3 separate regions of the Homo sapiens genome follow, and all the other regions are linked to region 2. Evidence: chromatin loops called from intact Hi-C (ENCODE). Cell type or tissue: heart right ventricle. All regions are shown on one strand. Links, peaks and the distances in the headings refer to the core of each region. The heading gives the core; the rest is flanking DNA.

Evidence for each region. A loop is a pair of places that touch in the nucleus more often than their neighbours do. Peaks named below come from ENCODE experiments on the same cell type or tissue, not always from the same donor. Only the 100,000 strongest peaks of a DNase experiment are listed, where the experiment ranks them.
Region 1: it touches region 2 in a loop (4-fold over the local background); 68 of 110 quality-filtered maps call a loop at or near these places.
Region 3: a loop joins it to region 2, with 4 times the contacts of the local background. A loop is called at or near these places in 27 of 110 quality-filtered maps.

What each region holds. Positions count from the first base shown.
Region 1 is chr11:87,286,289-87,293,965 of GRCh38, reverse strand. The region is part of intron 6 of TMEM135 (transmembrane protein 135); the gene reads right to left. Among named protein-coding and RNA genes, the nearest start is that of TMEM135, 250 kb to the right of the region's middle. In heart right ventricle, for the core only: CTCF peaks have their summits at 3,269 and 3,469 (motif pointing right); no DNase peak of the experiment used is centred there.
Region 2 is chr11:86,865,806-86,873,482 of GRCh38, reverse strand. It overlaps a transcript of PRSS23 not described here. Among named protein-coding and RNA genes, the nearest start is that of PRSS23-AS1, 69 kb to the left of the region's middle. In heart right ventricle, for the core only: a CTCF peak has its summit at 3,332 (motif pointing left); a DNase peak (open chromatin) is centred at 3,322; H3K27ac peaks cover 671 bases.
Region 3 is chr11:87,418,687-87,426,363 of GRCh38, reverse strand. The region is part of intron 2 of LOC107984361 (a long non-coding RNA gene); the gene reads right to left. Among named protein-coding and RNA genes, the nearest start is that of LINC02711, 300 kb to the left of the region's middle. In heart right ventricle, for the core only: CTCF peaks have their summits at 4,605 and 4,814 (motif pointing right); a DNase peak (open chromatin) is centred at 4,703.

The DNA of each region.
Region 1 (7,677 bases), core at 1,356-6,355, 420 kb before region 2:
AAATTAGTTCAACCATGGTGGAAGACAGTATAGCGATTCCTCAAGGATCTGGAACCAGAAATACCATTTGACCTAGCAATCCCATTACTGGGTATATACCCAAAGGAATACAAATCATTCTACTATAAAGATACATGCACACGTTATGTTTATTGCAGCACTATTTACAATAGCAAAGACATGTAACCAATCCCAATGCCCATCAATGATCAAATGGATAAAGAAAATGTGGTACATATACACCATGGAATACTCTGCAGCCATAAAAAGGAATGAGATCATGTCCTTTGCAGGGACATGGATGAAGCTGGAAGCCATAATCCTCAGCAAACTAACACAGGAACAGAAAACCAAATACTACATGTTGTCACTCACAAGTAGGAGTTGAACATTGAGAACACATAGACACAGAGAGGGGAACAACACACACCAGGGCCTGTTGGGGTGTGGGGAGTGAGGGGAGGGAAGTTGGAGGACTGCTCGATAGGTGCAGCAAACCACCATGGCACACGTATACGTATGTAACAAACCTGCATGTTCTGCACATGTATCTCGTTTTTTGTTGTTTTTTTAAGAAGAAAAAAAAACACTTAAAAACTCAATTTCAATTAAGCAACATGATCTACTTTCTAGTCATGTTAACAGTGAGAAATGTAACCATAGAATTTAGCTAACATACTACATAATTTTCCACCTTACACAGAATAGGGGTAAAGGCAAAAGAATTCAGATGGAAGGATAAAATGTGCATGGGAAAATTATAGCATCAAAATGTTTAAACTTATCTTTTTCCATCTGATGAAGTGTTTTGCAGTAATTTAAAAACCCATAATCTAGATAGGTAAGATGGTGAGGAAGCAGGTTAAGGGGTCTATTGACTGGAAAACAGAAAGCAGTAGACTGATTAAAAGATTATGTATAACTGGGAACAAATTTTGGCTTTCATATGTTATTGTTAAAAGACAGCCATTTATCTTTGTGCTATGCTGAATAAAGAATTCTGACAACTTGTTCTAGTCAGAATTGCATATTTGTGACCTTAAACAATAAATTTAATTGCCAACCAAAACATCAAAAAGTAGCTTTCAAATATAAGAGGGGCATATACAAATGAATTTGCAATTTCATTATGATGGAAGTTCAGTTCTTTCAGCAGAACTCTGTGGGAAGCACTTCATATTGATAAAGTCTTAGCATGGATTCAAAAGAGGCTATTCTTCTTTCCATTCATGTGTATAAGGTTTGTTAATGTAATTGAGGGTCAGATGTCTATGTCCAAAGAACAAAAACGTAATTATTCCCATAAAAAGAATCTTTAAAATAGTAATATGATCCCACATTTTGACACTAAGAGTATTGTATGAGCATTAACCTAACTATGAAACACAATTGTAATCCGTGTTCAATGTTGAAAATACAATATAAAGATTTAAACAAAGCAGACTCCATTTGAAGGTTCCTCATTATTCTATGGATTTGATTATTATAGTGTAAATCAAATCACATTCTCCATTTAAGTATTAAGGCTCACCAACTTATTCGATAAATATTAACTAAATGGCCACTATGTATAAGCACTGCCTTAGGTTCTAAGGACATAACTGTGAACAATAAAGAATCCCTGGTTTCATAGAGCTGGCATTCTAGTTGGGAAAGAGATACATAAAAAAGTAAATATGTCATATAGTGATAACAGGTATGGTAAAAAAACAAAATAAAACAAAACAAAAAACAAACCTCCAAGATAAGGGGAGAAACAGTGACGTAGTCAGGCTTCATTACTTTACACAGTATGGTTAAGAAGAGCCTCTCCGAGAGGTAAAATTTGGTAATCTGATCAGAAACACTAGTGAGTAGAGGGGAGAGCATTTCCGTTTGAGGTAATCAAGTATACAGCCCATGATACAGAGTCAGCTTGGCATGTAAAGAGAAGCAAGTAGATTACTGTAGCTGGAGCAAAATAGGGGAGGGAAGTAGCGGTAGGAAATGAGGTCCTAGCAATCAGGGTGGAGAGAGGGAGTGGTCTACATTCCACATAAGCCCTTTAGGCAACGTAAGAACTTTGGGAGGTTCTCATCAGAGGAGTGGCAAGATCTGTCTTAAATTTTAAAAGAATCACTTGAGGCCGGGGACGGTGGCTCACGCCTGTAATCCCAGCACTTTGGGAGGCTGAGGTTGGTGGATCACCTGAGGTTAGGAGTTTAAGACCAGCCTGGCCAACATGGCGAAACCCCATCTCTACAGAAAACACAAAAATTAGCCGGGCGTGGTGACAGATGCCTGTAATCCCAGCTACTTGGGAGGCTGAGGCAGGGAGAATCGCTGGAACTGGGGAGGTGGCAGGAGGCAGAGTTGGCAATGAGCCAAGATCACACCATTGCACTCCAGCCTGGGTGACAGAGTGAGACTCTGTCTCAAAAAAAAAAAAAAAAAAAAAAAAAAAAAAAAAATCACTTGGCTGCTGGATAGACTTACAGGAGGGCAAGGTTAGAAGCAAGGAAGCAAGTTAGGAGGGGAACGATGATTGTGGTCATCTAGATCATAGTTGTAGAAGGTGGAGAGAAGTAGAGCTGACTGAAATTCTCAATGGTTTAAACGTGGAGTAAAAGAGAGGGAATTTACAAATTACTGAAATAATTTTTGGTTTGATCAAACGGAAGGATAATACGGCCACTCATTAAAGTAGGGAATACTAAGCACAAACAGTTTCAAGGAGAAAATCAAAACTTTTGTTTTGGACATGTTAAGTTTAAAATGTGTGTTAACTAATTAAACGGTAATGTTGAGGAAGCAAGTAACTGGCTGTACAAGTCTGAGGATTAAGGGAGAGGTCTGATTTGTTTATATGTAGTATTTAAATGCATGAGACTAGATACAATCATACAGGAAATAATTGTAAAGAAAATGTCCAAGGACTGAATATATTTTGCTTCTCCACAACTTATAATGCAGAAAATCTCTTCAAAGGAAGAAAAATAAAAATCCATTTATCCTAATCACATTCTTTTCTAATATAAAGTCTCATTTTTATTTTCAAGTGCACATAAAAATAATGCATTTAACTCATATATGTAGACTTTTCAACTTAATCTATGCAAATGACAAAATAAATACTGTAAGTCAGTCTATATTTACTGAATCTCTACTTGCAAGGTTCTGCACTAAGGCAAATTATGATATAAAACTGAGCCAAAAAAGACATGGAGGAAAAGAAATATGTTGCATAATAATATCAAAGAACTTAGTAAATACACAAATAACTGTAGAGGTTCAGGTTGGAATCGCATACTATGTACAGGAAAGTATAAAGAAGCTCAATGTTATCATTATCAGGATAATACTCTTGGTCAAATGTTCAAATTTTCAATTAGAAGTGTAAATGATAGTAAAATAAACAATTCTACCCACAAAGATATTTTCTATGAAATTACTTTCATGAGATAGTCATCTTTATTACATTGTACCAGCAGATGTCGCTAGAAAACTGTTTTTGGAAGAATTTGTAGTTCATTGGTGTGACTTCTATAGCAAACACTTTACTGTAGGTTTTCCTCTAAAAACACATTTATAGGGATGCAAAAATGTTACTAATCTTAATTAAAGTACATTAAGTTCTCTCAAGTAAATATCTCGATATTAGACTTTTAATGATGGGTGATGTTCCTATAATCCATTCAATATAAAATGTTTATATTTTATATAAACCCCATTGTTTGGCACCAACACAAAATTGGATAACGTAAATGTGCTGCTTCATTATGTGCTCTCTAATGAGCTGAAAAGAATGAGAACAAACTATTTTGATTTCTAAGATTTTTTTATTGTCTACTCAGTTTTCACTCATTTGGTAAATATAAAAGATGTAAAAGATGTACTTTATAAATCTTTAAAATATTTCTTCGCAATCTACAGAATGGGAGAAAATATTTACAAACTATACATCCTAGGGGGGATTAATATCCAGAATATATCCATGGAATACTATACAGCCACAAAAAGGATTAAATTCTGTTATTTGCAGCAACATGGATGGACTGGAAGACATTATACTCAGTGAAATAAGCCATGAACAGAAAAGTTAAACGCTGCATGTTCTCACTCATATGTGGAAGCTAAAAACAGTTTACCTCATAGAAGTGAAAAGTAGAAAGTAGAACAGAAAATACTCAAGGCTGGAAACAGTAGGGGGAAGGTAAAGATATGAAGAGATGGCTGCACGCGGTGGCTCACACCTGTAATCCCAGCACTTTGGGAAGCCAAGGCGGGCGGATTACCTGAGGTCAGGATTTCAAGACCAGCCTGGCCAACATGGTGAAACCCGTCTCTAACAAAAATAAAAAAATTAGCCAGGCATGGTGGCGGGCATCTGTAATTCCAGCTACTCGGGAGGCTGAGGCAGGAGAATCGGTTGAACCTGGGAGATGGAGGTTGCAGTGAGCTGAGATCGCACCACTGCACCACTGCACTCCAGCCTGGGTGACAGAGCAAAACTACATCTCAAAAAAAAAAAAAAAAAAAAAAAAAAAAAGATATGGAGATATTTGTTAAAGGATACAAAATCACAGCTATGTAGGAGAAATACGTTCTAGTGGTTCTATATCACTGTAGGATGACTATAGTTAACAGTAATACATAGTTTCAAATAGCTAGAAGGAGAATATTGAATATTCCCAATACAAAGACGTGATAAATATTTGAGATTACAGATATGCCAATTACCCAGATCTAATAACTATATATGTATTAAAACATCACTGTATACTCCCATGAATATGTACAATTATTTCTCAATTTTTTAAAAGATAAAATACATTACATACACACAAAATGTGGTCTCAGAAGAAGGTGCAGACAATATGGAATTTTTTTCCATTGCATGTCTGTGATTGTAATCACGTTTTCACAATAAAGTTAATGTGTCAATTTTTACATAAGAAAAATATAAGCATCTAAAACAATATTACTTGTTTTATTTACTTATTTATTACTTCTTCCTCCTCACCCCCCAAGATGGGATCTCCCTATGTTGTCCAAGCTGGTCTTAAACTCCTGGACTCAAACAATCCTCCCACCTCGGCCTCCCAAGTAGCTGGGATCACAGGCATGTGCCACTGTGCTTATATTACGCATTTTAAATAAACACCTAAAAAATGAAAAAAAGTATTTCTTCAGAGGCAACGCATGGTGTAGTGAAAAAAATCTTGATATGAGAAAGGATACAGATGCTACTCATAACTTCTCTACAATCTTGAGTAAATCACTTAACTTTAGGGCTCAATATCCTTGTATATAAAAAAACTAAAAGTAAATGACTACCATAAATAACTGGCTGATTAAATGATTTATAATTCTGAAATTTCATCATTTTAGTTAATGGTAGCTTTATTATTAAAAATCACAATGGAAAAACAGAATGAATTCTTCTCAATCACTTATGATGTAAAAAGAGAAATGATCTCACTAGCCCCAAGAATAAAACCAAACATACAAACAAAACTCTGAATTTGTGTTAAGATTACTAGTTGCTACTAAGAGTATTATACTTGCTTATCATTTTATAAAACTTATTGAGGTGGAACTTCTTCATGCAAAGGTTCAAAGAGAAACTTTTCAAGTTTCAAACTTGGTCTTTCAAGACCAACTACTGGGATAGATATACACTGCTATAGAAAGACCTGTATGAAACACTGTTAAGTAAAAGAAGCAATTCGATATACATAATCTGATTAATGATAAAATATTATTGCTATATTTAGCATTGGTGCTAAAATATTAATAGTAAAATATAAAATGCTGTTTATTATTTACATATGGCATTGTTACAGAAAGTCCTCTAATAGGATACGTATAAAACCAAACTGTGGGTAGTGGACTACCTATTGAAGTTGGATGAGTTAAGAGGCATGCAGGAAAATATAACTTTTTACTTTCTATGGGGCTACATCACTTTAAATTTTTACAATAAGCATAAATTTATATATTATTTGTACAGTTTAATCTTAAAAATCAATTCTTGATCATTTAGGAACAGATTGAACAGGGCAAAAGTTATTCATCTTTATTCCACCAACAAATGGCAAAGAATATAAAACTCAAACTAGTCAACTTTACTAATTAACAGGGTTGTAAAAGTTTTGCTAGAAAGAGGCACAAAACAACTATCTGAAATAAATGATTTAGGCTGAAATTTTTTGAAACTATGATCCCAATGAACATGGATAATTAGGTAACTATAATGATAAAAAATACATACATACATACATACATTTATTTATTATTTATTAATTTATGAGACGCAGTCTCACTCTGTCGCCAGGCTGGAGTGCAGTGGTGTGATCTCAGCTCACTGCAATCTCCGCCTCCTGGGTTCAAGCGATTCTCCTGCCTCAGCTTCCCGACTAGCTGGGATTATAGGCACCTGCCACTAGGCCCGGCTAATTTTTGTATTTTTAGTAGAGACGGGGTTTCACCATGTTGACCAGGATGGTCTTGATCTCTTGACCTCATGATCTGCCCGCCTCAGCCTCCCAAAGTGCTGGGATTACAGGCTTGAGCCACTGCGCCCGGCCAAAAAACAAACATTTATTAAGTATCAATTGGGGCACTTCAGAGTCCTTCTTTTACTCATTAAACTAGAAGGAAACTCAAATATTCATTAAATATTACATGATATATCTTTATTCACTCAACATTAATTGAGCATCTAATATACAGAAGACATTGTGTTGCTGATCACTTGAAGAATGCAAAGGTAGCTTTTTAAGAGCTACTCTATTTGTACTTCATGAGTTCAGCTCTAAATTTCTTTTATTCAGCATTTTACATCATCTACCTCAAATTATTCAATTGGAGTAAAGTGTTACATACATGCTAAAGCACAATTAAATATGTGAAAAGATTCAGTTAGCAAAAAATAAAGAAAAATTGGATTTAAAATAGTGCACATTGATAATTCTTAAAATATTCTATTCTATTCTGATTATATCAGCCATCTAAGTCACTCAGTATCAAAATTAAAAGTTACATTATTTTATGTGAACAAAATTAATTAAAACAGAAAATGCTGAAAGTTCAAGTGTAAACATTTATGTTGGAGTTATGAAAAGAATGACATATAACAGTTACAGACAATAGCTGGAACTTCAAAATTCTGATTAGTCTTGTTACCGTAAGCATAAATTTAATCAGAGTGAATACAATTGAAAAGTTTAATTTGAAAGTCAAAAAGGAACCAGGATGCCTATTTAAATGCCTCTAATTTGTGACTCCCAATTCTCTTTATTCTAAAGAAAATTCATGCAATTTTATGTAGTCTTGCAGCCCACCATGCCCGAGCCCCACCCCCACCCCGTGGTGTGCTCCCACACAGCCCCAGCCTCTCTGACGGGCGCCGCCCCCTGCTCTGTGGCCCCCGGTCCCATCGACCGCCTAAGGGCTGAGTAGTGCAGGCGCGCAGCACGGGACTGGCAGGCAGCTCCGCCCGTGGCCCTGGCGCAGGGTCCACTAGGCGAAGCCAGCTGGGCTCCTGAGTCGGGTGGGGACTTGGAGAACTTTTATGTCTAGCCAGAGGATTGTATATGCACCAATCAGTACTCTGTGTCTAGCTCGGGGTTCATGGATGCACCAATCAGCACTCTGTAGCTAGCTAATCTGGTGGGGACTTGGAGAATATGTCTA
Region 2 (7,677 bases), core at 955-5,954:
AGGAAAACCCCGACTCTACTAAAAACACACACACAAATGAGCTGGGCATGGTGGTGCATGCCTGTAGGAGGCTGAGGCAGGAGAGTCACTTGAACCTGGGAGGCAGAAGTTGTATTGAGCTGAGATTGCACCACTGTACTCCAGCCTGGATAACAGAGTGAAACTCCATCTCAAAAAGAAAAAAAATATATATATATGTATATATATGTGTGTGTATATATATATACATATATATGTGTGTGTGTGTATATATATATACATATATCTGTGTGTGTGTGTGTGTGTATATATATGTATATATATAATTTCCTGTGTGTGCAAATCACAAGGTTGCAATTGAAAGAAGAACTATTCTCAAATGGACAGAGGGGGTTGGATAGACAATATCATAGGTGGGTGTCCACCATAGCCCCTGAAATACAGTGGAGGATCAGCCAGACTTACTGTTGTACATAAAAATTCAGAGTTAATTAATAGTTGATTGAGTCCATTGAATGATGAGAACTGAGTTCCTACAATGTAGCATGGATGCTCTGTGGTAGAGTCTTTAGATATATTATTTCTTAATAATCTTTATAACAGACCCCATGAGGTAGTTATTATCCCTTTGTCATAGATAAGGAAACTGAAATTCAGGCTATTAAGCAACTTACTCAAGGTCATTTAGTAAATAGGAGGGAGCTAGGTTTTGAAACCAGGTCTCTGTTTTCCCATTTCTTTCTACTACTCCTGGTGGGTTGTTCAGTATTAAGTAGAATCACAATGGGATAATTGGGTTTTCATCATTATAACAGATTGCTTTGGTGTGGTATATGCATAACTCCAAATTTTATTTTCTTGTATGAAAAATTAAGTCTATTTACTCCTTTGAAGAAAAATTCATAATGTTTGAAAAAACATACTATGTGCTAGATGCTGGGCCACTGTCTGTAAGAGAGACAAATATAAATAAAACTTGTCTCTGCACTCAAATGACCTTAACAGTCTGACCTGAGGGTGGAGGAATGGGCAGAGTACGGATATGTTTATAAATAACCCAAATAAGAGAATGTTGGAATCAGGAACGTGTTAAGTGTGGGATAGGTGTGAAACTTTCCTTTGTTCCTAGTTGAATAACTTGATATTCAAGAACTTTAAAGAACTCAGAAAAGTGGTATTTATATTTGGAAAATAGTTTCTGTATTTTATACATTGCCCCATATTTTATACATTATATTTCACTCTTTGAACATTATTTAAAAACTTACAGAAGAGGAAATAATAACACATTATATACTATTTATTCCATTATCTTGCTAGATACTTAACATACATTATCACATTTAATCCCCACGAGAGTCCTGCTGCATGTATGTAACAAGCCTCATTTGACACAAGAAAGAGTTGAAACCAAGAGTTAAGTGAATTGCTGAACACCCCTTACTGCTAATTGTAAGTGGCAGGATTTGCCCCTGGGATGTTTGATTCCAGAGCCCATGCTTTTACTATTATGCCATTTGAGATAGCTTTAGTTACATAGATGTTTACCAACCTATGTGTGCACACAAATACAGTCACACATATATACATATTTTCTCTGGAGAGAAATATAGCAAGCTTTGCTATCTGGCCTGTGTACATGTTGACCCTTCTGCCTGAACATGTTATTCCTGTGGCTTTCTGCATAGTTGGCTTCTTGTCATCTTATGAGTCTCAGCTTAAATGTTACCTCCTGACTTTCTATATCTCCCAATGTAGAGTTATGAATATCAGAGTTCTCCTCCCACTATCAATGACAACAAAATGGAATAAAATATATGAGGCAATTGTTGTCAGTCATTGGAGGTTAGAAGTCACACGATTGTGAGGCTTAACAGAAGAGAAACTTACAAAATGATTTGGGAAGAGATTGCAGTTCTCTGATGTTTTGCTGAGTGGAAGAAATAGAAATAGAGTTTGGGGCTACTGAGGTGGCCAGAATTTGTGGGACAGGGTACTGGAGAAGAGAATACTGTACAGAGCAGGAACTTTAAAAATATGCAGAGAGAACCCATTGGGTCTTTGAAAACTAAGCTGCATATATGCAGGGTAAGACTACACAAGGCCTAAAAGAGAAGAGTTCCTGGTGAGCTGAGAACTGAACAATGATTCCAGAGGTCACACAGTGCTTGGAGATGTTGACATTCCAACCATTTAAAGTGAAGAAATCCCATCGAAAACTCAGAGAATTTAACTGAGATGTTAAAAAGACCACATTTTAGAATTAAGGATCATTGCCTGAAGTAAGGGCAACTCTACACCCACCCTAAAAAGGCATAAAACCAAGCCTCAGTAGGATCAAGATGATCTGCTAGTAGCTTAAGTGCGTGCTAAAATAAAACTCCATGCTCTTCAAAGGAAAATATAGTCTAAGCGCTCCAATTCAGCTGGTCCAGTGTATAATAAAAAATTACTAGATATGAAAAAAGCTAGAAAATGTAATTCATAATCAGGAAAAAAATTGTCAATATAAATAGTCCCAGAGATGACATGGATGTAGGAGTTAGCAGACAAAGACTTTAAAACAACTATTATAAATGTGTTTAAGAATTTGAAAGAAAGGTGGACAGAATGATTGCAGATTAGGAATTTTAGCTCAACAATTAAAACTATAAAAACCAAATGACAATTGTAGAACTGAAAAATACAAGACTGGAAATGAACAATTTACTGGATGGGTTAAAGAGAAGATTGGACACTGCAGAAGAAAGGGGTAATAAACTTGAAGACAAATCAAAAGAAACTACAAAAAATTGATGCACAGATGAAAGGAAGATTGATAAATAAACAGAATCATATCGACCTGTGGGACAATTTCAGGTGATATAAGGTATATGTAATTGGAATCCCTGAAGAGTATGAAAAGGATTGAAAAACGCTTTTGAAAATATAAAGGTCAAAAATGTTTTAAATTTGACAAAAAGTAAATGTTACCATCTAAGCAGAAGCTTTTCCTGACTTATTTGTCTACCCCTCCCCTCCATGCCTGTTCTAGCTCACCCCCATCTCTGCCAAAGGAGAATAGATTAAAGCTACTTTTGGGCTGATAAAAGGAAATAGGTTACGAGGGATCCAGGGAACTAAACACAGTACGAGGCCCTATTTCTATCCAGATCCAACCATCCAATAAATACGACAGGATGTTGACATAGGTGGGATAATTTGGAAAAGACTTTCAGCTCTGGTAGGTTTTGTTGTTGTTTTTTCCCCTCCCTTAAAAAAAAAAAATCACCATCTCTGTAGCGCCAAGGCACAGATGATGACTCTGGTCAGAGGGCCTGGGATGCTAGTTCCATCCAAGCCTGCCCTCTGCTGGTCAGATGGAGCCATATCATAATCTGTGAAAACGATTTGGGGAAAAAAAGATCATTTGAATCTTTTCTCTTCCAGGCCAGGCGGAGTCATTCACTGGTTGTTCATTTTTTCCCTTTACTCAGTGTTGAAAGAGAGAGTCAGAGAACTTGTATCTGCACCAGCCCTGCTGCTTATTAGCCAAGTAATCTTGTGCAAATCAGTTAAACTCTGTGAGTACCACTCACTTATTAATTCAGTATTCAATATTTACTGACGACGTACTGTGTTTCAAACCCTGTGTTGGGCTCTGAAAGATATGTAGCTCTTGCCCTCAAAGTGCTCATAATCTAGGAGACACGGTGCTTATTTCACAGTGACCAATCTGAGAGGTGCTGCGTGAGTATCTGGAAGATTCCTGGGCTCCATCTCCTGGTGGGACAATTGCAGTTGGTGGTGGTGAGCACTATGATGCTATGATGCATGATGAGGCAGCTAAACCATCACGTTTGAGAGGCATTGCAGAAGTTAATCCAGCTCTGTAACCTTGGACACATCATTTAACTCCTTTGAGCCTCTCTCCTCTTCCCATTTCCCCAAACAGTCAAGCCCTTTCTCGTTGGTGCCCTGGGAACAATGCCATTTCTAGTACTTACCATGGCAGATTTCAGTGATTGTTTGCCTCTCTCATTAGGCTCGGAGCAACTTGAAGGCGGGGCCCATGTCTGTCTCATTCAAAGCTATATCCTCTGCTCCTAAAATAGTGTCTAACCCTTGATAGGTGCCCAGTTGATGTTTGATAAAGGAATGTAGATGTGGATGAAATGTGAACCAGAAAATGACTTCTGTGAACTTCATGTATCATGGCTGCTGCTTTCTAGATACATCATGGTATTTAGTCTCCCTCATGTTATTATCTGCCATTTATTAAATACTGACTACATTCCAAACGATGTTCTGTCAAATCTGTTATGTTTGTCTACCTACTTTTCTTCTCACAACAGTCATTTGCATAGCTGACATTATGTCTGTTTTTCACTCCAAATGAATTTCAGAGTCATTAAAAACTTATCCAAAATTGGCAGGGAGCAGTGGCACTTTGGGAGGCTGAGGCAGGCAGATCGCTTGACTCCAGGACTTTTAGAGCAGCCCGGGCAACATGGCAAAACTCTATCTCTACAAAAAATACAAAAGGTTAGCTGGGCATGGTGGTGCAAGTCTGTAGTCCCAGCTACTCAGAAGGCTGAGGTGGGAGGATCACCTGAGCCTGGGAGGTTGAGGCTGCAGTGAGCCGTGATCGCACTACTGCACTTCAGCCTGGGTGACAGGGTGACACACTGTCTCAAAAACAAACAGAAATTTATACAGAATCTGAGTTGGGAAGTGACAGAGAAAGATTTCAACCCAAGTGTTCTGATTCCAAAGTGCTTTGCTTCCCTCTATGCAAGCTGCCTCTCTAGGGCTAGTTAGATCCAGACAACTAACTTCCTTGCCACTCCTCCCAGAGTAAGATGTGACAGGCTGCAAGGAATCCCATGGCATGCAATGACCTAAATTAGATGGTGCTCAAGGGCATTTTCTTGGCTACACAGGGTCAAAGGGAGACTGGGAAGGAGTCTTTGCAATGTCTGGGGTCCCTATAATAAAAAGTCACCCAGTGCCTTGTGGGGCTAGGAGTTCCCTTGTTCCTCCTAATATCGGTCAAGCCCCCTTACATAAATGAATGTGTCATTCCTTTGCTCTTTCAACAACATTTATAACCTCTTTCCCTGCTCTTAACCACTGAGTGTGGATCAGTGCAGCCTCCATCATCCATACTTGCTATTGTTCAGCCAGCATACCACATGGAACCCAGAAGGAGATGAAGAACAGTTTTCTCTTTCTCACTCAAGGAACCCACCAAAGTCTCATGTTGACTAGAGAATGGTCAGTGCTTCTTTCACTCCATTGAGTTCACAGGGTGTGCTCAGCCTTTGTCCTTCATGCTCATGAATGCTCTGAGGGTCTCTTGGGAGCCTCTCCTGTCCTCTCCCACAGCTCCTTGTGGTCTCAAATGCCTTTGCTCAGCCTTTCGCTCCCATGTCCCCTAGGCTTCACTTTTTTTTCCTCCTTGGCCTTTGGCTTGAATTATCATTCATTATGTGTTGTGGAGCTGTAGTGGGGTCCCTGAGGTGAAGAGGGGCCGAGGCGAGTAGCCTCCTAGCATATTCTTTCAAGTTGTGCTTCAGTGGCCTTCACTTCTTTTCCATACCTCCACTCACATTACAAAATCCTCTGTTGTATTTTTTTTTTTTTTTTTGAGGTAGGGTCTCACTCTGTCACTGGCTGGAGTGCAGTGGCACAACCTCAGCTCACTGCAGCCTTAGCCTCCTGGGCTCAAGCGACCCTCCTTCTTCAACCTCCCAAGTAGCTGGGACTATAAGCACTTGCCAGCACACTCAACTTATTTTATTTTTTGTAGAGACAGGGTCTCACTATGTTGCCCAGGCTGATCTCAAACTCCTGGGCTCAAGCAATTCTCCAGCCTTGGCCTCTCAAAGTGCTGGGATTACAGGCATGAGCCACTGTGCCTGGCTTATCTTTTATTTTCATAGCTTGGTGTATACTAGGGTCTCAGAAGGAGGATGGTTGTTATACCCCTGAAAGAAAGTTGGGAGAAGAGTAAAGCATCTTGCCATTCATTTATTGATCCCTTCCTCAGTATGTACACTCTACAAAGATGATGAAGGCAAGGCCCTGTCCTTATGACACTCTGTTCTTAAGACACTGTGGGTTTGATCTAGGAGACAGTTGTAAACCACAGTTCCCATGGAAATCAGCCCTGATAGAGCCTAAATTTCAGGTGCAAGGCATTGTGGGAACACAGAGGCATGAGAGAATAGTTTTGAGAGCCAGCTTGGGGAGGTTTTAAGGAGAAGGAGGCCTTGTGCCAGGCCCTTAAGGATGAAGGTGGTTTTATCACAGAGAAGTTGTGAGGGAGAGCATTCCAGATGGTAAGAGTGAGGTTAACAAAGATATAGAAACTCACTAGTATATGTGAAGACATTTCTGCTCGGGGATGAAGCTAGATTAGATACCCTGGTTCTGTATCTGCCACATCACTGATGTACTGAGTCTCTTTCTCTAGGGCACAATGGGTGACTTAGTTTGTTTTGTGTTGCTATAAAGGAATACCTGAAGCTGGGTGATTTATAAAGGAAAAGGCCTTACTTGGCTCATGATTCTGATGGCTGGAAAGTTCAAGATTGGGCATTTGCACCTGGCGAAGGCCCCAGGCTGCTTCCACTCATGGCAGAAGGTGAAAGGGAGCTGGTGTATGTGGAGATCACGTGGTGAGAGAGGAAGCAAGAGATGGGTGGGGGACTCTTTTTAACAAGCAGCTCTCATGGGAACTAGTAGAGTAAGAACTCACTCACACCCAAGAGAGGGCATCAATCTATTCATGAGGGATTCTACTCCATGACCCAAATACCTCTCATTAGGCCCCATTTCCAACACTGGGATCAAATTTCAACATTAGATTTGTTGGTGACAAACAAACCACATTGAAATCATAGCAATGGGTATCTTGCTCATCCTTAAATACCCAGAGTCTAATGCAGTGCCTGGCATATATAAAAGGTGTTCAATGAATGCTGACTTGAAAAGTTGATTCATGAATGAATAGATGATGAATGGATTTTAAATAAATGAATTTAGTCATAGGGTGATGTTGCTTAAATAGGCAGGTAGTCCTCTATGTAATTATAAGAGCGTAATCTCTCCTAATGTCATTTTACCCTGCATGCACTGACCCCTTCACTCCTGTACCCTACCATTCTCCTTACTGACTGCAGCTCCCCACCCCTGTACTCAGAGCATTACGGTTGTATCACTCACATTTCTCTTGTCATGTACTTCTCTGGATGAAGGGTGGTGGTCGTATTGGCAGCAGTAATGTTGGGTTTACTCTAGAGGGTTGCACTTCACAATCAGGCTGAGTCATAGGATAACTTACCACTTTGAGGGGCTGGATATCACCCCTTTGTGGCTCTGTTTTTAAATGCAAGAAAAAATTGAAAAAGATCAGGCTGAACCTCAACCTTTGAAATACCCCAGCCCAATTTAGATTTAGGAGGCCACACAAGAAGTGAGGAGATTAGGCTTGTCTCTTGTTCCAGCAATATGAAGCGTGACTCCCAGACATCCCCATCTGTAAAATGGAAGAAATGATGACTGATGCCCAGTCTCTCAGGCCTATGGTTTTTTAATCGCATGTGGACTTCTGTGAGAAGCATTTGCAACTTCAATTCAAAGGACTTTGTGTAAGCTGTTGGCTTTTTCCATTTGTTTCATGCAGGGAAAATGAATTTGCAATTAGCTGTCTGC
Region 3 (7,677 bases), core at 1,739-6,738, 550 kb before region 2:
AATCATCAGAGATATTTTTAACATACAAATTCCTAGATATGTGCCTAAACTCCTGAATAAGGATCTCAGGGAGCAGGAACCCAGGAATGTTTACTGTTTAAACTGCTGGGTGATTGTAATGCAGCCAGCCCACAGAAACAACAATCCTTAACAATGACCCATGAGACAACCATTCATAGACAAAATAGTGGCAACCAACCTTCACCATCTTTGCAGACCATCTGACAATGCCCACTTCCATCACTGCAAAAAAATGTGAAATATTCCTCCAAAGAAATCCTTCTGCCCCCAAAGTGCAAATTGGTTGTTTCAAAAGGTGAGTAAGGAAGTACTCAAGAAGCCTCCAGAAAAGGCTCGGAGAGCCTCTCCATATAGTCAGAGGGACCCTCCCACAAGAGTGACTGTGGCATTTATGAAAATATTCCTTTGTGAAGCAGAGCATTTGAATCTTCCTTGGCTTCCTATTCCCATGGCCTCCCCATGGCCAGAAGAGCCCTGTTCCTCCATAGAACACAGATGGCTCCCTTCTCAGGTGGCCTGCTCATTCTCAGTAGTCTGTCTTTTCAACAGAACTCAGAGGAATTCTGAGGTGGTAGACGTAGAACGTCTGCCTGCCCCCGAAGGAAGCAAATGAGGGCCTGGGCTACTTATTTCAAACATGTGCACCATCCAATGCAATGCTTACTATACATTTAAGGCTAGTAGAGTTGGATCTGGTGAAAATCTCTCTGTAACAGGGCTGTAGAGTTCAGTCCTGAAAGAATGACTCATGGCCAGAAATTCATGAGGAGTCAGGACAGTGAGAGTGGAACTGGATGAGAAAGTTGACAGGCTTGCAGAGAACATCCTCATTCCCTCTGCCCTGACAGGCTGGTAAATACATGTTAACAGCATAAGACACTATCAGTGATGGAGCCGGCATGAGGTCCTCTCCCTCCCACTGGCGGAAACCAGCCATCTCTGGAATCTTTAACGATGTCCAAATCATTAAATCCAGTCCAAATCAAGTCCAAATCAAGGCACCAGCAGGCTTGGTTCCTTCTGAGGGTTCTGAGGGAAGGATCTGTTAAGGCCTCTCTCCTTGGCTGTAAATGGTCACCTTCTCCCTATGTCTCATCACATGATCTTCCCTCTATATATGTCTGGTCCAAATTTTCCCCTTTCTAGAAGGATGCCATCATATTGGATTAGGGCCCATTCTAATGATCTCATTTTAATGTGATTACCTATGAAAAGACCCTATCTCCCTTAAGCTCACATTCTGAGGTACTGAAGGTTAGGGCTTCAACATATGAATTGGGGTGGGGGGCTCATTCTAACCCATAGCAATGCCTGACACTTCTGTCCCGCTCTGTCAGTTTCTCCACACTTCTCCACCTCCTGAGTATGCCCGACTGACTTTCTCTTTACCCCTTCTCCAGACTCCTCAACAGTTTTTGCAGAGACTGTGTGTCTCAACCTTCCAAACAAACTGTGATAAACTGGCAGGATCATGAGCTCTTGGAGAAAACAGACCTGGGTTTAAATCTGGATTCTAAGCTCTACTAGCTATGTGCCTAGGACAAGTTACTTCATCCCTCTGAGCCCGTTTTCTCATTTTATGGTAAAGATGTGCTTGGTGAGCCACATATTTAAAATGTTGCCAGTTACTTCTGTATCCAGTGAGAGGCAGGAGTCGCCAAAGAGCAAATTCTGATGTTGTTGGGAAAATAATCACTTCGGTGGCTCTCTTGAGCTTACCAACAGAAAGTGAGTCCTCACCTAATTCCCTGGAGGAAGGGTGTATGAGCCCTTCTGTGGCTGGTCATAGTCAGGTCCTTCATCATACCACATGGTGTGGTCCCTGAGAGGGAGGCAAACACATTTTCATAGAGCTAGAAAGGATCCTTAGCATAAAAGGCTAAAAATCATCTACTCCCTCCTTTTCAGGTATAAAGCAGTACTTCTCAAACTACCAGTAGGGAATAACATTTTTAAAAAAATTTCAATCGACCACAGACTTATACTTTTGGAAAAGGCAATAAAAATGTATTGTTAAATATTAAAAGGACAAACAAAATGCAAGCCACTATTTTTTCTTCAATTCAACAGATATAAAAATAACTCTGTAAAGTTGCTGTGAAATATTTCTAAATGTTTACCATTAATTGCTAAATGTATCTTTTTATAGGCTAGTAACAAAAAGTTTGTGGACAGGCCCCCAGCCAAGCACTAAATTTGAATTAACACCAGTTTAATGTATAATGAAAGAGTCTTCAACCCAAGGCATCTATCTGTGGGGTGATGGGTGATTGGGGTTAGTGCAATACTAAAATTACAGTATTCAGCTCTGGCATTCAAAATCAGGTTTTTTTTTCCATCTACAGCAAGAAAATAGACTTGAAAGTCAGGCCCTCCTTCCTAAGAGGAGGAATGAGTAGCTCCCGTTGTCTCTTTCCACCTTCGAAATACCAAGATGCAAGCATGGAAGATGAGATCACAATTTTGCTTTACGTACGGAGTAAGGAGAAGGTAGCCCACCTTTCAGCTTGGTGTGTACATTATTATTAATATTGAATAGCAGACTATTCATCAAAGTAACATCTCTCTTGTTTAATGATTAACAACTTAAAAAGTGTTTTTACGTCTATGATGTACGTTTATGTCTCATTTACCCTAAAGTCATACTTTTGTCCCCATTTTACAGATGAAAAACAGAAGCAACAATAGAATCAAGGCATTCTCACCATTCCCAAGCTTGGAGGGAAGGTGAGATGTTTTCCACAGTCTGTAATGGGAGTATCTTTGTCCCGATTACGTCTGGGAACAGAGTACGTCTGGGAACAGAGTAAGGAAGTAAATGGTGGAGTAGGAGAAACCTTGCATCTTAGTCGGAAGTCATCATTTGTTATCATCATCTTCACCAACATCATTCACCAGCATCTCTTTGGCCCTATTATTTCTAGGATCCTGTGGCAGGCAAATGGAGGACATCAGGAGATAAGGCAAGGTCCCTGCCATCAAGGACCTGACAGCCGGCTATGTGATTCTGGGCAAGTCACTAAGCTTGTTTTTACAACTGCAAATTGAGATAATAAAATTATCTCCCTTGGAGTGTTGTTGTGAGGGATTAAACCATAAAATGCACATGAAGTGCTTAGCACAATCCAAGGCCTGCAAAGCCCACAAGACCCAGTAAACATCCCCTAAGTATTTGTAATTAATGCTATATAAATTAGCCAAAAATAGATCTGTTTGCTAATTACAATGACTAACAAGTCATTTTGCATTTAGTCATTTTCCACATGGCTTCATTTGTCCCTGAAATACCTATGTTTTCAGAGACATGTTAAAATCACTAAATAAAGTTAAGAATTTTTTAACTGCTAAAATAAATAACCAAATATCACCTGAAGAGAAGGACTCTAGAGAAACAGCAAGGGCGTATCTCTGGAGTATCTTGATATCACATTTTGTATCCAGCAACAAGCATTTTCAGCACGTTGATAGCAAGCTCTGTTTCCATTCTGTGTTTGACAAATTTTGCTCCAAGGGAGAGATAGCTGCTTCCTGCCTTTCCCAGCTATGGTGGAACCTGGGATAGCCTGCGGGGAAGGAGGAGCTGGGGAATTTGTGACTCAGGGGAAAGTCAATTGAAAAGTCAGGCAGACAAAGCACCAAGGCTGAGAGGAAAAATATACATGGAAAGCTGGAGTTAGAGGGGAGAGTTGTCCAGACTTTCCAAGAGAGACTGGATCTCCATGCCAGGCAGCCAGGAGGCCACTGGAGACAGCTCTGCTGGGAAAACTCCACTGGGCAGCATAACATGACAGAAAACAGGCTCTCCTAGCCAGAGCCCCATGGTGAATGCCTCCAGCACCTCACCCAGGCTCCTCTGGGTTACACAAGGCCCATTTCCTTCCCTTGTGGCAATCTTGGCAGCAGAGAATGGGACAGTCTCCTGAGCCCCTCAGATGATTCTAATATATCCCAGGCTTTCCATCATTGCCCTTACTGAGAATCATTTGCAACACATCAGTAGCGTGAATCATCAGATCAGTCCTTCAAGCAGGGAAACCAACAATTACGCTTGGCCCTGAGTGCTCAGGGAGGAGGACGCAGGTGCCAGGTTGGCATGAAGAGGTGGAGAGACTTCTCCAGGGGGCTCCATCCTGCCCCTACTTCCATTCTCCAGGTAGACAGCATGTGACTCCCCTTGCTTACATCCTCAAGCTTCCCCTCCCCTTGATTTGCTCCTCTCTCAGTACCTTTCTATTCACTGTGGCATAATTCCACCTTGTCAAAGTCAGCAGAGGAAGGCTGATAGAGAGGGCTCTTTTCTGAGCAGCAGGAAACCTGGCTTCTGGCCCTGGCTCTGTAACTAGTTTGTTATGTGTCTTTGGACTGGTCCTTTTCCCTCTCTAGGCTCGAAAAGAGTTGACCAGGGGACCTCTACAATCATCTAGTCTGGCCCTGTAACAGAATCAGACTGGGTTTGTTGAGTTTTTTTATGTGATTGGCTGGCTTTGTGTTTTGGTGTGTGTGTGTTGTAGAAAAACATTTAATATGAGATCTATCATTTTAACAAAATTTTAAATATACAATATAGTGTCATTAGTCACAGGCACAATGTTTGTGTTTTCATGGTCAAACCATCTACTCATCCATCCACCCTGGAGACCAGCAAACCACGGCGTCCTGTAGGAGCCTGAGACAGCACACTTCTTTCTCTAGGCACCCACTGGTATCACCAAGGTCCCAACCTGCCAAGGGAACAGGAGGACAGAGAAGCAGGATGGGGAGCTTGATGGGAAAGGATCTAGCAGGTCATTCTTCCACCACTAGGTGTCACTGTTCTACCTTAAACATCCCTCTTTAGATTCTCCATCAGAGTAAGCAGTGACTCAAAGCTCTCTTGGATTCTTGGCACTTGGATCTAGTTAGCATCTTTCTTCCTGGACCCTTTCCCCAAGACTCAATACGATTATTTAAATGTGTCTGCCCATCTCCTTTCCCTGCCTGCCAGCTCTCTGGACCTGACCACTGACATAGAATGTGAGGTATACATCTGCCCAAGCTAATGAGCCTAGCCCTTTTCATTTATTCTCATTCAGTCATGAATTTAATGAACCCTGCCATGTTCCAGGCCCCATGCTAAGAGCTGAAGACTCAAAGAAGAAAAGCGTACTCCCTGTCCTCAAGAGTGATAGCCACATGGCTGCTATTCCGTCACACAAGGCCTAGTTCCTTCCACTGTGGCAGTCTTGGCAGCAGAGAGTGGGACAGTCTCCTGAGCCCCTCAGATGATTCTAATACATCCCAAGCTTTCCATCATTGCCCTTACTGAGAATCATTTGCAATGTATCTTTAGTGCAAACCATCCGATCAGTCCTTCAGGTGGGGAAACCAACAATTGCACTTGGCCCTGAGTGGTCAGGGAGGAGGACACAGGTGCCAGGCGGCATGAAGAGGCAGAGAGGCTTCTCCAGGGGGTCCATCCTGCCACCACTTCCATTCTCGAGATAGAGAGGATGCGACTCCCCTTATTCACATGCTCAAGTCCACGTGCTATTACAGACATGTTGCTATTACTTTAACCTAGTGAGAAAGCACTGAAATGAAGGACTCCATGCTGTGAGTATACAGATGAAGGAGCCATCAGGCCTGCCTTGGATAGGTAGGGAAGCTACAGAAGGGTGGCAGCATTTGGCTGAGACTTGAAAAATGCATGGGCCTTGATGGGTAAATCACTGGGAAAGAGTATCCCAGGAAAAAAAGAATAGCATAGGCAAATAGGCCAGCCTACTAAGTTTAAGTAGGTTTTTCCTATTTAAAGACAAACCATATGAAAATCAATTTTGGCCCAATTACCTTGCATGCAAGAAAATGAGGCTCCTGCTCCATTCTTAGATACTATCACCATTTGCTGTCTGACACTGGGGAGCAGAGATGTTACTTTTCATTTTTTGTATCCTCAAAATTGACCACAATTGAAGGTGCACAATATTACATTTTGAGTGAATGAAAAATTCACCTTACCAGCTAAGCTAAGCCACTACAAGACCATCAGATTTTGAAGAGGTTTTTTCCCGAAGGGGAAACTGAGGCATGGGCCCACCAGTAGAAGAGCCATGCATGCCTCCTGGTGCTCCTTGCAGAGCCTGCAGGAGCTGATTCCCTTCTTCCAGGTAAATGAGTCTGCAGGTTTCTCAGGATCAGAGAATTGGCTGCACCTTTTTATTTCCAGAAATTCTCCCTACTCTTCTTTCAGGAACACTGCTCTGGGGGACCTGAGAAACTAAAAATGTAACAAGAACTTAAAAGCTCTGTGTTCTCACCAAAGCTGAATCAAGAGCAGAGAGCAAGGTCATCTATATGCTAATCTCACAATACAGACCCCTTAGACTTTGGCAGAAGAAGTGATTTTTTTCCTCCCAGAAAATCATTATCAAGTATTTGCTTCTGCCAAAACTTATTAGGAGCTTTGGTACCTGATATAGTATACTATATGCCACAGGCGACGGGAGGAGTAGAACGTGCAAGAGACAGGAAGGGAAACGTAAAGGGACAACAAGAATAACTCTGACTCTGAGCAGAATGTTATTAATATTGGCTGTGGAAAGTTTGGTTGTGGGTGTGGGAGGAAGGAGGTCAAGGTAGGCAGAAATAAATTCTGAGTCAGAGAGTGATTGTGTCCTGTCTCTGCCAAAATTCTTCCATAGATAGCCTCATTTCCGATGGAATAAAGTCCAAACTCCTTAGTCCAGCATTTATGGCCACCATGGCCTAGCCCTGACCCATCTTTTCAACTTTTGCTCCCAGTACTTTCATTGCTTGCCTCTCACGCCAGCTGAATGGGCCCATGCACCCTCATCAGAAGGGTCCACTGGGACCCAGCTACTCCTCAGGGTCAGCTCCTAGGGATCTCCTTACAGGCATACCTCAGCAAGCATCCACATTTCCAGATGGACTGTGCTCCCTCATGCCACATTTCCTTTCCTTCTTTAATTGGCAAGCTCCTCTTTAACTTTCAACATCTCTCTTCTTGGAAGCCTTGCCTGATCACACCCACAGTTGAGCTTGAGGACTCTTATCTTGCACACCTTGTACATGCAATTATTATAACTCATGACTCTGTTGAGAGAGTATTAGTGTATCTCTGAACTCTGAGACTGTCTTTCTTTTTTTTTTTTGAGACGGAGTCTCACTCTGTTACCCAGGCTGGAGTGCAGTGGCGCAATCTCGGCTCACTGCAAGCTCCGCCTCCCGGGTTCACGCCATTCTCCTGCCTCAGCCTCCTGAGTAACTGGGACTACAGGCACCCGCCACTACGCCCAGCTAATTTTTTTGTATTTTTTTAGTAGAGATGGGGTTTCACTGTGTTAACCAGGATGGTCTCGATCTCCTGACCTCGTGATCCGCCCGCCTCGGCCTCCCAAAGTGCTGGGGAGCCTGTCTTTTAATGACAGACAGGTGGCATGTTTCTCATCTGTTAGAGCACCAGCTCCAGCATAAAACTTAACATACGCTAATTAATATCTAGGAATAGAGTTCTCAAGGACAGAGACCATATGTTTATCTTTGTGTCTCCAATCTCTTGACCATGGCTTGGCATGGAGAAAGACTTCAACACATACTGGTTGAATTAATACATGAAAGTATGAAGGGATAATGCAAAATAAATATTTGTCAATTAAT